Linked DNA regions of Homo sapiens: region 1 is linked to region 2. A link is an interaction called in ENCODE POLR2A ChIA-PET data of the cell type or tissue named here. Cell type or tissue: IMR-90. All regions are shown on one strand. Links, peaks and the distances in the headings refer to the core of each region. The heading gives the core; the rest is flanking DNA. Region 1 has its middle 87 kb from the start of MME. Region 2 overlaps MME (membrane metalloendopeptidase).

Region 1 (8,980 bases), core at 644-8,643, 96 kb before region 2:
ATCGAGTTAAGGAAGCTCAAAGGATTCCAAATAGATTCAAATGAAGCAAATCCTCTTCAAGGCATAATATACTCAAATTGTCAAAATTAAAAAAAAAATAGTATTTTAAAAGGAGCATAAGAGCGTGACGTTAAATATATGGAAATCCCCATTACACTAACAGCAGATTTCTCAGCAGAAACCTTACAGGTTTGGGGAGAATTGGATTGTATATTCAAAGTATTGAGAGAAAAAACTACCAATCAAGATTATTATAGCCAGCAACACTCTCCTCTGGAAATGAAGGACAAAATAAAATTTTTCACATATAAGCAAAAAATAAGAGAATTCATTACCACTCGACTGGAATTACAAGAAATACTCAAGGGAGCCTTACATCTTGAAGTGAAAAAACAATAACCACTATCAAGAAAACAAGTGAAACTAGAAAACTCACAGGTAGAGCTGATACCCAAAGGAGAAAGAGAAAGGAGTCAAACATTTTTACTACAGAAAACTACCGCACTGCAAATGTAAACAATGAGAGAATGTAAGAGACAAAGAATACACAAAACAACCCAAGACAATCAATATAATAAGAGGAGTAAGTTCTCACCTAACAGAAAAAACCTTGAATGTAAAAGAGTAAAATTCCCCATATGAAAGATACAGACTGGCTGAATGTATACAAAAACAAAACTCAACTATATGCTGCCTACAGAAAAACTCATTTCACTTGGATAGACACACAGAGACTGAAAATGAAGGGATGAAAAAATATATTTCATGTAAATGAAAGTAGATTTACTTGTATCAGACGAAACAGATTTCAATTTAAAAGCTGTAAAAAGAGACAAAGAAAGACATATTATAATAAAGGAATCAATTCAGCAAGAAAATGTAACAATTATAAAAATATATGCACCCAGTACCAGAGTATCAAGACATATAAAGCTGGCCGGGCACAGTGGTGGTTCACACTGGTAATCCCAGCACTTTGGGAAGCTGAGGCAGGTGTTTGATGACCTGAGATCAGGAGTTTGAGACCACCCTCACCAACATAGTGAAACCCTGTCTCTACTAAAAATACAAAAAAAGTTAGCCAGGCATGGTGGCATGCTCCTGTCGTCCCAGCTACTCAGAGGCTGAGACAAAAGAATCGCTTGAACCTGGGAGGCAGAGGTTGCAGTAAGCTGGGATCATGCCACTGCACTCCAGCCTGGGCCACAGAGCAAGACTTCATCTCAAAAAAAAAAAAAAAAAAAAGATACATAAAGCAAATATTATTAGATCTAAAGAGAGAGACAGATGCCAGTACAACAGCTGGAGACTTCAACACCTCATTCTCAGCAGTAGGCAAAGCATCCAGAGAGAAAATCAACAAACAACATCAAATTTAAACTGCACCATAGACCTAAAAGACATCTACAGAATATTTCACCTGTGGCTATAGAACACACATTCTACTTAGCACGTGAAACATTCTCTAGGATTGACTATATGTTAGAGCACAAAATGAATCTCAAAAAGTTAAAAATATTTAAAGTCATAGTAAGTATCTTATCTTACCACAATAGAGTGAAACTAGACATTAATAACAAGATAAACACTCAAAACTATACAAATACATGGAAATTAAAAGGCATTATCTTGAAAAAGTAATAGGTAAAGGAAAAATTAAGGCCAGGCACGGTGGCTCATGCCTGTAATGGTAGCACTTTGGGAGGCTGAGGTGGGCGGATCACAAGGTCAGGAGATCAAGACCATCCTGGTTAACACAGTGAAACCCCGTCTCTACTAAAAATACAAAAAATTAGCCAGACATGATGGTAGGTGCCTGTAGTCCCAGCTACTCAGGAGGCTGAGGCAGGAGAACAGCATGAACCCAGGAGGCGGAGCTTGCAGTGAGCAGAGATCGGGCCACTGCACTCCAGCCTGGGTGAAAGTGCGAGACTCCGTCTCAAAAAAAAAAAAAAAAAAGAAAGAAAAGAAAAAATTAAGAATGAAATTTTCAAATTTCTTAACACAAATATAAATGGAAACACAGCATACCAAAACCTACGGGATGCACCAAAAGGAGTAGTAAGATAAAAATTTTAGCATAAAATGTCTACATCAAAAAACTGGGAAGAGTTCAAACAAACAACCTAATGATGCACTTTAAGGAACTAGAAAAGTAAGAACAAGCCAAACTCAAAATTAGTAGAAGGAAAGAAATAAGAAAAAATAAATGAAACAGCAAAAAAAAATAAAATTGAGACTAAAAAAATACAAAAGATCAATAAAATAAAAATTTTGTTTTTTGCAAAGGTAAACAAAATTGACAATTAGACTAAGAAGTAAATAGAGATGACCCAAATAAATAAAATCAGAAATGAAAAAGGAGACAACACAACAGATAGTCTCCCAAAGAAAAATCCAAGAATGGATGGTTTCACTGCTGAATTCTATGAAACCTTTAAAGAAGAATTAATACCAACTATTCTCAAACTATTGAAAAAAATTGAAGCAGAGGGAATTCTTCCTAACCCATTCTATAAGCCCACCCTAACCCTGATACCAAAACAAGACTAGGACACAACAACAACAAAAAAGAAAACTACAGGCCAATATCCCTAATGAACATAGAAATCAAAACCCTCAACAAAATTCTAGCAAACTGAATTCAACAACACATCAAGATGGTAATATACTGTGATCAAGTGGGATTTATCCAGGAAGGCAAGCCTGGTTCAACATATGCAAATTAATACACGTCAAATATCACACCAATAGAATAAAGGACAAACACTATAAAATTATCTTAATAGATGCAGGAAAAAGCCTTTAATAACATTCAACAACACTTTGTAATAAAAACTCTAATAAATTAGGTAGAGAAGGAAGCAGCTCCACATGATAAAGGTCATATATGACAAATCCACAGCTAACATCTTACTGAACAGAGAAAAGTTGAAAGCTTTTCCTCTAAGAACTGGAAGAAGACAAGGATTCCTATTCTCACCACTCTTATTCAACATAGTACTGGAAGTCCTAGCCAGAGCAATTAGGCAAAAGAAATAAAGGGCATCCAAATCGGAAAGGAGGAAGTCAAATTGTCACTGTTCGCAGATGACATGATCTTAGATATAGAAAATCCTAAAGACTCTACCGTAAAATTATTAGAACTGATAAATGAATTTATCAGTTGCAAGATACAAAATTAATATACAAAAATCAGTAGTGGGCCAGGCATGGTGGCTCATGCCTGTAATCCCAGCACTTTGGGAGACTGAGTTGGGACGATCACTTGAGGTCAGGAGTTCGAGACCAGCCTGGCCAACATGATAAAACTCCATCTCTACTAAAAATACAAAAATTAGCTGGGTGTGGTGGCAGGTGCCTGTAGTCCCAGCTACTCAGGAGGCTGAGGCAGGAGAATTGCTTGAACCGGAGCAGGGGCGGAGGTTGCAGTGAACTGAGATTGTGCCACTGCACTCCAGCCTGGGCAACAGAGTGAGACTCCATCTCAAAAAACAAAATAAAACAAAACAAAAATCACTAATATTTCTATACATGAACAACAAAATAGCTGAAAAAGTAATCAAGAATGCAATTCCGCACTTTGGGAGGCCGAGACGGGTGGATCACCTGAAGTCAGGAGTTCAAGACCAGCCTGGCCAACATGGTGAAACCCCGTCTCTACAAAAATACAAAAAAAAATTAGCAGGGCATGATGGCAGTGCCTGTAATCCCAGCTAGTCGGGAGGTTGAGGTGGAGGAATTGCTTGAACCCAGGAGGCAGAGGTTGCTGTGAGCCAAGATCATGCCATTGCACTCCAGCCTGGGCGAAAAGTGCGAAACTTTGTCTCAAAAAAAAAAAGAATGCAATTCCATTTATAATAAATACAATTTAAAAAATAAAATACCTAGGAATAAATTTTACCAAGGAGGTGAAAGATCTCTGCAAGAAAAACTAAAAAAAAAAAAAAAAAAAAAAAAAAAAAAAAGAAATTAAAGAGGATACAAGCAAATGAAAAGACATCCCATGTTTATGGATCAGAAGAATCAATATTGTTAAAATGACAATACTACTCAAAGAAATCTATAGATACAGTGAAATCTCTATGAAAATACCAATGACATTCTTCACAGAAATAGAAAAAAAATCTTAAAATGTGTATGGAAGCACAAAAGACCCCAAAGAGCCAAAGCAACCCTGAGGAAAGATAGCAAAGCTGAAGTTATCATCCTCCCAGACCTCAAAATGTACTGCAAAGCTATATCAACCAAACAAGCATTCTACTGACATAAAAACAGATATGTAGACCAAAAGAACAGAGTAGAAAACCCAGATATTTAACCAGTACTTACAGCCAACTGATCTTTGAAAAAGGTATTAAGAGCCCTCACTCAGGAAAGGACAGTCAGCAAAAACATGATGCTGGGAAAACTGGATGTCTATATATACAAGAATGAAACTAGACCTTCATATTTTACCCTATACAAAAATCAACTCAAATTGGATCAAAAACTTAAATGTGAGACCCAAAATGATAAAACTACTGGAAGAATACATAGGAGAAATGCTTCAGAACATTGGTCATGGAAAAGATTTTATGAAAAAGACTTCAAAAGCAACAAAAGCAAAAATAAATAAATGAGATTATATTAAACTGAAAACCTTCTGCACAGAAAGGAAGCCATCAAAAGAGTGAAAAGACAACCTACAGAATGAGACAAATGTTTGGAAACTACTCATCTGACAGGGAATTGATATTCAGAATATTCAAGGAACACATCTCACCAGGAAAAAAAAAAAATCCGGTTAACAAATGGGCAATGATCTGAATAGACATTTCTCAAAAGAAGACAAACAAATGGCCCAAAAATATATGAAAAATACTTAACATCACAAATCATCAAGGAAATGCAAATCAAAACTATAATGGAGTAGAATCTCATTCCAGTTGGTATGGCTACTATCAAAAAGACAAAAAAAGTGCTGATGAGAATGCAAGGAAAAGGAAACTCTTACACGCTGCTGGTAGGAATGTAAGCTAGTACAACCACTATGAGAACAGTATGGAAGTTCCTCAAGAAACTACCAACTGAACTACCATATCATCCAGCAATTGCACTGCTAGGCATTTATCCAAAGGAAAAAAATATATCGGTGACATCTGCACCCCCATGTTTATTGCAACACTATTCACAATAGCCAAGATATGAAATCAACCTAGGTGTCCAACAACAGATAAATAAATAAATAATATGTGATATGTGCACAATGGAATAGTATTCCTCCATAAAAAATAATGAAATCTTGGCATTTGCAGAAGTATGAATGGACTGGAAGACATTATGTTAATTGAAATAAGCCAGGAAGAGACAGTGAGATATCACGTTCTCAACTCATATGTAGAAGCTGAAAAGTTGATTTCATAGAAGTAAAAAAAGTAGAACAGAGGACATCAGAGGTGAGGACAGGTAGAGGAAGGAAGGACTAGAAAACAGCTGTTAAAGGATAGGTAGGAGGAATATCTTCTAGTGTTCTATAGCACTGTAGGATGACTACAGTTAACAACAACATGTTACATAGTTTCAAATAGCTAGAAGGAAGATATTCATTGTTCCCGACATAAAGAAAAAATAAATATTTGAGATGATGGATATGCTAATTACCTTGATCTGATCACTATACATTGCATGTATCAAAATATTGCTATGTACTCCATAAATATATATAATTATTATTTGTTAATTAAAAAATACAATGCCTTTTACAGGGTTAAAGGAATTAAAAGGCCTTTAAATAAACATAATTGTATTTATAAAAACAAAAAAGAAGAAAAATATTATACCTTATCTCCATTTAACTGGCCAAAGTGCTTGTTTTTTTTGTTTGTGTTTGTTCATATTTACTGCTTCCATATTTATTTACAAGCCTGAAGTGGCAGTTTATGTTGACTTGAGCATAATTATTTCCCTTATCAATTTACTCTTTTCCTTGATATTGTTTATGATTAGGTCTGAGAAAATACGTAAATGCAGCTATGAGGCTTGGGGGATATAAACTTTATTAATATAGTGTGTTTGTAGGGAGGAGTTTCTCCAATTCCATAAGCAGGTTTTTAAAGTGTAAAGAATGTATAGCACTCCACTCAATCTTTTAATTATGTTTCCACATTCTTTTTAACAACATATTTTCTATGAAACGAAACCAACCTGGATGTTTTCTTTCTGGATAATCAGTAGACAGGACATGCTCCCTCTTGTTTGATAATACTATCAGGATGTGAAAAATAAATCTTGGCAGAGCTATTGAGATAAATCCTCAAATGAAACTCAGATAAAGATACATGTAAACTTAGTAACTTTATATCCTTTTCAAGGAAAATAAAACAAATGTAAAAGGATCCAATGAAAAATTTAAGACCAACCATTAAAGACAATTTTTTAAAATGAAAATTCAGAAACACTGTCTTCCCAAGTATGATTTCTGAAGAAAACCTAATTTAAACATAAATCTCTATTGATAAATAAGTAAGTTATTACACTCAGCATTGGAGTTTTAAAATATTTTTCCACATGTCCTCTGATAAAACAGTTAAGCCTGAAAAAGACCCTATGAGATTTCTTATTGTCAGGTTTATTTATTTATTTATTTTGCTTTGTAGCTCCAACACTTATGAAATATTTTTCATATAATTAATTTTTAATTATAATTCTTTTAGAATGTACTTCTGAAAAGAGAAAAGAAACATTGACCACTAAATATCTGTATTGGTCCCTAGGCTGCACACAGCAGTGGTGGGGGCCCTGGGCCTGGCCCATGAAACCATTTTTTCTCCTAGACCTCTGGGTCTTTGATGGGAGGGGCTGCCATGAAAGTCTCTGACATGACCTGGAGACATCTTCCCCATTGTCTTGGTGATTAACATTTGGCTCCTTGTTACTTATGCAAATTTCTAGAGCAGGCTTGAATTTCTCTCCAGAAAATGAGTTGTTCTTTTCTGTTGCTTTGTCATTGGGCTGCAAATTTTCAAAACTTTTAAGTTCTGCTTCCTCTTGAATACTTTGCCACTTAGAAATTTCTTCTGCCAGATACCCTAAATCATCCCTCTCAAGTTCAAAGTTCCACAGATCTCTAGGGCAGGGGCAAAATGCTACCCATCTCTTTGCTAAAGCATAATAAGAGCCACCTTTGCTCCAGTTCCCAAGAAGTTTCTCATCCACATCTGAGACCACCTCAGCCTGGACTTCATTGTCCATATCACTGTCAGCATTTTGGTCAAAACCATTCAACAAGTCTCTAGGAAGTTCCAAAATTTCCCACATTTTCCTGTCTTCTTCTAAGCCCTCCAAATCATTCCAGCCTCTTCCTGTTACCCCGTTCCAAAATCACTTCCACATTTTTGGGTATTTTTACAGCAGCTCCCCACTCTCTGTGGTACCAATTTACTGTATTAGTCCATTCACACACTGCTAATAAAGACATACCCAAGACTGGGTAATTTATAAAGGAAAGAGATTTACTTGACTCACAGTTCTGCACAGCTGGGGAGGCCTCAGGAAACTTACAATCATGGCAGAGGGGAGGCAAACACGTCTTTCTTCATATGGCAGCAGCAAAGAGAAGTAGAGAGAGAAGTCAGGGGAAATCTTCTTATAAAACCATCAGATCTCATGAGCACTCACTCACTATCACAAGAACAGCATGGATGTAACTGCCCCATGATTCAATTACCTCCAACTGGGTCCCTCCCATGACATGTGGTGATTATGGAAACTACAATTCAAGATGAGATTTGCGGGGGACACAGCCAAACCATATAAATATCATAATTAACCAAATATATCAAAAATACTCAGCTTAAGTCATGGAATGGAGAATTAATGGGTAATATGCCAAATGTTGCCACCTTGTTTGAAGAAGAAGGATTAGATCACCAGTATATTCCTCATTTCTGCATGTTTCTTGAAAAATAAATATTGCAGTGGCTCAGACCTCAGACTTCAAGTCAGACAGCTATAGATGTAAGTCCTAGCTCTATCACTGAGTACTGTGACATTGGATGAATGTCTACACATCTCTAAGCCTCATCTGCAAATGGAATGCTAATTATAACTCACTTATGAGCTTCTTGTAAAAATTTAACAAACAGAAACGTAAAATATTTGACCCAAGTTCCAGCATATAGTAAACACTCAATACATGTCACTACTAAAGAGATTTAGTATTTATAAATGCTTTACTTGAAGGATAGTTTGAATTGTCTCGGTATGTTCCAAGACTCTAGGTTTCATTCATTAACAAATATTTATCATGTCTACTATATATACTAGATATATATCTGTGTTGCTATACATCTTTTGTCTAAGTCATTATACATCAAGAATAACGCTTTTATCAGCTTCCCTTTCTCTTCTCCTCTTTCTTTTACTAGCTTGTGCTTTCCTTTTCTTCCTCTCTTTCTTGGGATAGCAGTTTTGAAAATGCAACACTTGTTGTTATTGAAGGAAAATCTATAGAGAAAAGAAGTCTAAATACAATAACTGTTAGATTCTACCCATCAATGTTTCCAGGAGTCAAAGATTGCTGCCCAACCTACCCACCATCCTTTACCATCACTCCAGAAAAATAAACCAATACAGTTATTACCAGTCTGGGCCTCTATGTTAGTCTGCTAGAGCTGTCGTAACAAAATACCAAAGACTGAGCAGATTATATCACAGAAAGTTATTTTCTCATAGCTGTGGAGGCTAGAAGTCCAAGATTAAAGTACCGTCAGTGTTGGTTCCTGATGAGGACTCTCTTCTTGGTTTATAAACAGCTGCCTTCTCACTGTGTTTTTCCATGATTCTTCTTTGTGAGTGTGTGGTGAGAGAGATCTCTGGTGTCTCTTTCACTTCTTTTTTTTTTTTTTTTGAGACGGAATCTCACTGTGTTGCCCAGGCTGGAGTGCAATGTCATGATCTTGGCTCGCTGCAACCTCTGCCTCCCAGGTTCAAGTGATTC
Region 2 (8,945 bases), core at 946-8,945:
CTCTCGGTCCTTGTCCTGCTCCTCACCATCATAGCTGTGACAATGATCGCACTCTATGCAACCTACGATGGTGAGTTACTCCCACACCTGTGCATCCATAAGTGCAAAAGAGAAGGAAATCTTCCTCCATGCTTTTACCATCTATCCAACGAATGTGTTAAGGATAGAGGCACTTAAAGACTGACAAAGAGATTCATTTATAAAATGTAACATCAATATGTCAAAATAATTAACTTTGAAGTACGGTGCCTTTTATGTTTGAGCTAAGTTATTAATTGCAAGTATATTTAGTGCGCTCACGCTTACTTATGAGGAATCTAAAGTATGGTTTTATTTGATTAAAATATACACAATTTTATGGCCAGCTTTAGTAATAGTCATTAGTCAACTTTTGTTGTGTCATTGAAATTCTAAACGGCTTCACAGGAATTTAACAAATTTAATTTGAGTCTTGGAAGTTTTTTACAACAAGGATGAAAAAAGATTGATTGTTTAATGGTTAAAAAAATGATTACCAAGCAAAAACAACTGATTATTTCAATTTAATAGGCCTGGGGCTTCGTTGGTAGAGAAGATATAATAACACATTTTTCTTCATAATCAAAATTTTAAATTTAGATTTTACTTATTTTATTTTCTTATATTTTTTCTAACCACTGACAATGATATATAATGTTCAGTTTTTAGTTCTTGCTTTAAGAAATTGCTTATTTAATTGGCAGTTTTTAAAAGAACAAAAGAAAAATAGAAATTTAAAAATTTGTGTTGCCAATATTTATGTATATTCTCTCCTTTTTCTAGATGGTATTTGCAAGTCATCAGACTGCATAAAATCAGGTAAGAAATGGTTTTTACGTGTAATAGTTATACAACTGATGTATAATATTTAAAATTAAATGCTAATCTTAATTTGCTTTGTTTACACTTTTATTCATTGTAGATCAATTATTTATGTGTCTGGCTCTATAATCAATGGAAATAAAAATATATTTAAGTAGTAGATTAATTAACTTGTTTACTCTGAAAAATATATTACTATTTTCAGCCCTGGGCTGTATAGCAGGGCAATAGAAAACTATATCGCTATTTGTATGGAGCTTGCCATGTAGTTGAAGAAAGAAAATGAACACATATGAAATGGTAAGTTTCGTATCATTGTGTTAAATGTCTCAGTGCACCTCACTAGGTGGGTGAGAAGAAGGGAGTGAGATGTAGGCATGTAAATCTAGGTGGAGAAGTTAAAATCTGGGAAGAAATTTCATTTTATTTATTTTTTTTATTTTTTATATTTTGAGACAGAGTCTCGCTCTGTCGCCCAAGCTGGAGTGCAGTGGCGTGATCTCGGCTGACTGCAATCTCCGCCTCCCGGGTTCTAGCAATTCTCCTGCCTCAGCCTCCCAAGTAGCTGGGACTACAGGTACCCACCACCACGCCTGGCTAATTCTGTATTTTTGGTAGAGACGGGGTTTCACCATATTGATCAGGCTGGTTTCGAACTCCTGCCCTCAGGTGATCTGCCCCCCTCGGCCTCACAAAGTGCTGGGATTACAGGCGTGAGCCACCGCACCCAGCCTTAAATTTGGGAAGAACCTTGAAGCAGGGCTAGAATTTAGATGTGGCGGTGCAGAAGAGGGAATTCCAAACACAAAAGAAAGAAACTATGTTATTGAGAAGTAGTAAAAGTGTACGCTTGATAGAAGGACACATTATGGAGAACCTTGAAATCCATGTTTAGCCTTGATATTGTAATACAGGAGAAACAGATATTTTTGAACAGAGGAGTGATCAGGCCAAAGGTGAAAGATGATTCTGCGAATGTGAGGTTGACTGGATTGAGTGAAAAGGAGGGCAGGCAGGTGGGGGCTGCTTCTGTACTCCAAGTGTAAGCTGAAGAGGTTGGCCTGTGGTGAGAGAAGAGTACTATTGAGATAATGGGGAGGGAGAATTGGGTGACTCAGTAGAACTGACTTGCTAAATAAAATGAATGAATTGAGAATGATGCCAAGTTTTAAAACCCAAGGGACTAAAGAGAATGGAGGCAGCCCACACAGAAATAGAGAGGTTATGAGGTGGATGTGGATGTGTTTGGTCTAAGATGAAAATAGACAGGAGGAAGGTAGAGATGAGGTTTAAGAAGCTGGAATTTGGATTTGAGATCTGTCAGTTTAGGAGTGATAGTGGAAGCCTTGGAAGTATTTGAGTTCTCAAAAGAAGAGAAGAGGTTCAAGGGCTAAACTTAAGAAGAGGTTCAAGGGCTAAACAACATCAATGATTAGAAGAGAAGAAAAATAAGTCAGAGCAGAAAACAGAGAAGTGTATGAAGCTATATAAATCCCATCAATTGGAGTGTGGTGAAAATGGGAGTATTTCTTCTTTCTTCAAGAAAAAGGAAGGTGGTAGCTGAGGGCAGCACCTGGGATATGAACACAATATTTGTGTCCTTTAACAAGAGATTCTAAACCTCCTTTCTAACATCTATGTGTCTTATAAGAAATAAATAAACTGTTCCAAATAATTTTAACCATTTTCTGCTGGATATTTTTAATTTTATTTATTTATTTATTTGAGGCAGGATCTTGCTCTGTCACCCAGGCTGGAGTGCAGTATTGTGATCACAGCTTACTGCAGCCTTGATCTCCTGGGCTCAAGGCATCCTCCTGCCTGAGCCTCCTGAGTAGCTGGGACTATAGGCACCTGCCACCATTCCTGGCTAGGTTGTGGGTTTTTTGTTTTTTTTGTTTTTTTTTGTTTTTTTTTTTTGTAGAGACAGGGTCTCACTATGTTGCCCAAGCTTGGTCTTGAACTCCTGAGATCAAGCAGTCCTCCTACTTGTCTTCCCAAAGTGCTGGGATTACAGGCATGAGCCACTGCACCCAGTCTTGGATATTCTTTACTTGGATTTTTGTTATTCACTGAACTTTGCAAAAAAATGACGGGAAAATATCTGGCAATTCTAGGTTATAGTCTAATATCCTGAATCTGTGCCCTTTGGTTTTTTTTTTTTTTTGTATCGTTTTTTGATGGATTTTTTTGCTCTGGGTCACAAGAGCAATGACTAGACACCCTGAGATGTGATGTGGGGAGCGTGAGGGAGACTTGATTTAGATGTTAGCCATTTGCTGCTCGACATAGTAAGTTTTTCCCAAAAACGAAGTTTCTTTATTCCCCAGGGAAATGGCTGCACAGGTACCTTGGCTGGGGGATCTCCGTGGTCATGTGCAAAAGTCAGCATGTGCCCAAGTTGTCAAAGTTAACGTTTACTTCCTCCCCAGATCCTCCTATGCTTCCTCTCTCTACCAGCTACCCTATTATATGCTCAGGCTGTCCTGTTTCGGGAAACTTCCACTTACATATTGACTACTAAGGGTTAATTCCTCTGTCTTTAATACACTTGACATGTCTCTTTGGTATCTTAATCTATAGATTCTCTCTTCTCTCACTATTTTTCCTTTTTCTCTTCTTTTCCTTGAATTTTATTTTCGAAGAAACTGGATTTTTTGACTAGGTAGGTGTATTTCTATAAACGACAAGTGATTTTGCCTCAGAGATCTAGGCAGGTTTTTCCTCCCAAGGAGCAATGTGACATTCAGAATCTGGAATCTTAAATGTGACTTAATGTTTAGAGATAGGATTTTTAAATAGTGTTTGGCAAGTCTCAACTCACTAAAATGTATTTAACCTGTATCCTTTAATTGTAGCTTAGAAATCAAACCAAATGTAAAACACCTTGCAGGATGTATCTTGGCAGAGAAATGTATACAATAGAAATAACTTCAGTGGTAAACAAGGTTGCTGTATAGCTGTATATTTTTCTTCATTCTGCTCTGTTGGTTCACAAGCCATTAGAATACTTGTTCACATTGGTAGTTACTATTCTTCCTAGGAGAATAAATAAGATGACACACACCCTCATGGATACACTCTGCATACTCATAAACACACACACTCGTGCGCGCACACACACACACACACACAGTCTTCTGCTGGTTAGGAAATCTTTTCTGCCACAGAAAAATACAACTATTTCTTTTAGAAGTTGTTGCAAATTAGGAAAACCCTAGAGGAAATCTTGGACAAAAGCAAGTATTAAAGAAGAGTGGCCAGAGTAGAGTAGATGGAAAGAAAAAGAAATGTGAAAAGAGAAGGCTGGGCACGGTGGCTCACGCCTGTAATCCCAGCACTTTGGGAGGCTGAGGCGGGCAGATCACCTGAGGTCGAGAGTTCAAGACCAGCCTGACCAACATGGAGAAAACCCATCTCTACTAAAAATACAAAATTAGCCGGGTGTGGTGGCGCATGCCTGTAATTCCAGCTACTCAGGAGGCTGAGGCAGGAGAATTGCTTGAACCCAGGAGGTGGAGGTTGCAGTGAGCTGAGATTGCGCCATTGCACTACAGCCTGGGCAACAAGACTGAAACTCCATCTCAAAAAAAAAAAAAAAAGAAAAGAAAGAAATATGAAAAGAGAGATGTTGAAAAAATATAAAATATCTTACCAGCAAGTCTATAGGTCACTTTAAGAGAGTGGGTGGGTTCAAACCTGAGCTCAGAAATTCTTGAGAATGGGAAAAGCAAGTATTGACACTCAGGGTGCTTACATTATATGAAAGATGGCCCCAACTTGAACCTTTCTTCCAGTGGAAGGGAATGTCATAGCAAATGTACTTATCTTTGATTCTTTGAAGTCAAGGAATACAGAAGTCAAGCCATACCAAGACAGAAGTAAAATATTGCAGAAGGCTGTTTCAAATCTGTTTGGTGTTACATATTTAAAATCTGAGCATCTAGGATTTAAATATTTATGATGTACATAAAATGATGTTTATGTATACTTTAAATTAACTTGCCTATATGTGTAATGCATCAGTATGAAAGATTACACCAGACCTAAAGTAAAACAAATACCACTTAAGAAATAACAACTTAAGGCAGGGATCAAAATGCTTCAAAGTATTATTCATCGCTTATTTACCCTATAAGGTCATCAAAAACTTAGAGTTATAAAACTTGTATGTGATTTTGCAGACTTTTCCGTGTAAGTCTGAATCCTGAAACTGATTTCCATTGCATTGTAACCTCCCTAACTTAGATTTCAAGGAATCTTGTGCTTTAAATCAGGGTTTCTCAACTCAATCACTATTGATATTTTTGTGCTAGATAATTCTTCGTTGTGGATGCTATTCTGTGTATTATAGGATATTTAGTAGCATCCCTGGCCTCTACCAACTAGATGTCCAGTAGCAGTCCTCTCCTAGTTGTGACAACCAAAAAATGTCTCTAGCCATTACTAAATGTCCCCTGCAGGCAGCACGGTCACTTATGACTGGGTACCACTGGTTTAAACGGTCTCAAGATGTTATCAATGCTTCCCTCTTAACGGTAGGCAGGATAATGGCCTCTCAAAGATATTCACACCCAATTCCCAGAGCCTCTGAATATGTTGCCTTATATGGCAACATGCCTGTAATCCCAGCACTTTGGGAGGCCAAGGCGGGTGGATCACTTGAGGTCGGGAGTTGAAGACCAGCCTGGCCTACATGGTGAAACCCCATCTCTGCTAAAAATACAAAAATCCAGGCATGGTAGCACGCGCCTATAATCCCAGAGGGAGGAGAATTGCTTGAACCCAGGAGGCAGAGGTTGAAGCGAGCCAAGATTGCACGACTGCACTCCAGCCTGGAAGACAGCGCAAGACTCTATCTCCAAAAAAAAGAAAAAGACAACAGAGAATTGAGGGGTCTGCAGAAGCATATGTTAGAAGTGTGGTCCTAAATTATCCAGAGGCCAGAGAAGCCAAGCTAAGACGTGATCAATACAGTTTACAAGAGAAAGTGGGACCACCTCCACCTGTATAGTCATGCAGGTTGTACACTGCATATTTGTCGATGGCAGCCTTGACAGACAGGCTTGTGGAACATCAAGACCTGGATGAAACACCTCTCAGAACTGTCCACTCCTTTTATTTTAATTCTGCACATACCAAGAAAACTTTTGATGATTACTTAATTATTAATACAAGGAGAGGTGGCATTCTGTTACTTGAAAGATATTTTCATCATGGTGAGATAATGCACAGCGGTCCCCTTCTTATCCTCTGAGGATCCCCCAAGACCTCAGTGGATGTCTGACACTGGACTGAACCCTATATATGCTATATTTTTTCTGTATACATACCTATGATAAAGTTTAATTTATAAATTAGACAAAGATTAATAACAATAATTAATAAAAAATAAAACGATTATAATATTATTCCAGCATCACTATTCTTATGGTTTGGGGCCATTATTAAGTAAAATAGGGTTACTTGAACACAAACACCATCATCCTGCAACAGTTGATATGATAATAATGGAGAAGGCTCCTTCGTGACTTTCATCATGCTACTCAGAATGGTGCGTGATTTAAGACATATGAGTTGTCTGTTTCTGGAATTTTCTATTTAATATATTGGACTGTAGTTGACCATGGGTAACAAACCATGGAAAGTGAAACCACAGATATGGGGGAGACTACTGTACGCACATACTGATTTAATCAGATTTGTGTGCTTTGAGCTATGACCCTGGAACTGAAATGAAGCTTGCAAATGTCTGCAAGGGCCAGATCATGGTGATGCCCTAGGTGATGCATCTTGGCAACAGCTAGCCTTCTCCTGGCTGTCACAAGGCATCTCTGCCTTCTTGCCTGTTAACACCTTGAAACCTCCATGAAGGAAAACAGCACAATTAGGTAAATACAGGAAGGACTGATGGCTAACTCATGGGGGCTACTGGCCCTGTAGCAGCCTTTTAGTGTAGGAAATGAGGCTATTTCATTATGTAGTTAAGTTTGGAAAAAATCCTTCATGGAATAAGAAAGCAGCAGACATCTTAGTAGGAAGACCACTGAAGCACACCTTTGTTAATTTAAATGTGGCATGTGGCAATTTGCTTTGTGTGGCTTCCCTGGCACAATTCTCGTGAAAATTGTGTAGGGATATTACCTTACATTTATCCAGTCAAAATTAGCATCTGTCAATCAGATCCTTTCCAAGAAAGGGAATCAGTTATATCATAAATACACAAATATATAACATGTGTTTTTTACCCTCCAGGGAAACTTTAAGCAAGTAGTACACCATCATTTTTTAATGAATGGTCAAGAAATTGAAAACATATATAAGTTGAGTTAAGCAGTTAAAGGGAAAGACAATTAGCAATGCCTGGTAAGCTAAGTGGTACTCCAAAGGTTTATTTTATAGCTACAGAAATTATCTACATGTAGAGGGGGTGGATACAAACTAGCTTAGACTGGGGTGAGAATCCTGGTTTGACATTTAACATTTTAGAATAAGAGATATAGAAAGATTCCTCTGTAGTTGAAGGATCCTGTTTTGTCCTACTCATAAGCAAATCCATGGGGTAGCAAGGTGCTTTCTGGTAAGCCTTTGATATGATATGAAGCTCAAGTTGATAAAACAGATTAATTGAAGGAAATTGAAAAATACGCAATTTAAAAAACCATAAGGAGAATGTTGCACAAGCTTTTGAATCCTGTAAATTTTCATTCTTTAAGACCATTCAGAAAAGGAGATTTTGTCGGGGGCCAGTGGTGGCTTGTTTTGATCCTATTTCTGAACCAGCTGAAAACTAGAATACGTTCTTTCTGTTCAAAACATCCTAGATGGGCCACATATTAGTCAGGCCTTCTCCAGAGAACAGAACCAATGGTATATGTATATAAAGTCTCAGTATCCAAAGGCCCAAGAACCTGGAGTTCTGATGTCTAAGAACAGGAGAAGGTGGATGTCCCAGTTCCAGAAGAAACAGAGGATTTCCCCTCCCTCTGCCTCTTGTTTTATCTAGGCCCTCAACAGATTGGATGATGCTCAGCCACAATGGTGGTAGAGTGTGGATCTTCTCTACTCAGTCCACTGATTCAAATGCCACTCTTTTCCATAAACATCCTCACGGATGCACCCAGAAATAATGCTTTAGAAATAATGCTTTATCAGCTATCTGGATATCTCTTAACCTGGTCAAGCTGATACCTAAAATTAACCACCACAGGCTACAGTGAAAAAGATAGTTCCAACTGTGAGTGAGGATGCGGAGAAACTGAACCATCATACATTAATGGTGGGAATGTAAATTTTAGTACATCTGGATCAACATGTTAGAAACATTTTGAAAAACAGTTTGATAATTTTTACAAAATGTTAAATATATACTTTCCATACAACCCAGCAATTCTACTCCTAGGTGTTACTTAAAATAAATGAAAACACATATCCTCACAAGGACTTCATTACAGCATAATGCTGTTTTTATAAATAATTTATAAAAGCCAAAATATGGAAATATCCCAAATATGTATTAACAGGTGAATAAACAAAATGCCATATAGCTATAAACTACGATACCACACAGCAATAAAAAGGAGCAAACTACTGTTATGTGCAATGGTGTAGATAAACATCAAAAACATTATGCTGAGTGAAATAAGCCAGACACAAACTGCATATTGTAAAATTCAATTTATATGAAATTTCTATAAGAAGCAAAACTATAGGGGCAGAAGACAAATATTGGTTGCCTGAGGCTGGAGATGAAGCAGGGATTGGCTGCAAATGGGCATAAGGGGACTTCTTGGGGTAATGGAAGTGTTCTAAAATTGGACTGTGACAAATTCTCAGCTTTTTGGCTAAAGATCAAGTGTAAATTGGATTGTGGTGATGGTTGCACAACTGTGTAAATTTACCAAAAATTAATCGGGTGAATTTTATGGTATACAAATTAATAACCCAAAGCCGTTAAAAAAAAAAAAGCAAACAAAAATTCACCTTCATTCTTTCCCCCATCTCTCCAATGTCCATTTTTACATAGTTATCTCATGTTTTGATCTTATGCTTGCTATTGTATGTTGAGTCCATTGAGCTCCATTTTTGCAGTTTAAATGATTATA

The links. ChIA-PET counts read pairs that join two places held together with the same protein. Peaks named below come from ENCODE experiments on the same cell type or tissue, not always from the same donor. Only the 100,000 strongest peaks of a DNase experiment are listed, where the experiment ranks them.
Region 1: POLR2A ChIA-PET joins it to region 2 with 5 read pairs; 3 of 35 experiments call an interaction of 5 or more read pairs at or near these places.

Annotation. Positions count from the first base shown.
Region 1 is chr3:154,988,470-154,997,449 of GRCh38, forward strand. No RefSeq gene overlaps it. Among named protein-coding and RNA genes, the nearest start is that of MME, 87 kb to the right of the region's middle. In IMR-90, for the core only: no CTCF peak of the experiment used is centred there; no DNase peak of the experiment used is centred there.
Region 2 is chr3:155,084,258-155,093,202 of GRCh38, forward strand. MME (membrane metalloendopeptidase) reads left to right here. Exons shown (of 23, transcript NM_007289.4): 2 at 1-70; 3 at 802-837. Among named protein-coding and RNA genes, the nearest start is that of MME, 8.4 kb to the left of the region's middle. In IMR-90, for the core only: no CTCF peak of the experiment used is centred there; a DNase peak (open chromatin) is centred at 4,934; H3K27ac peaks cover 577 bases.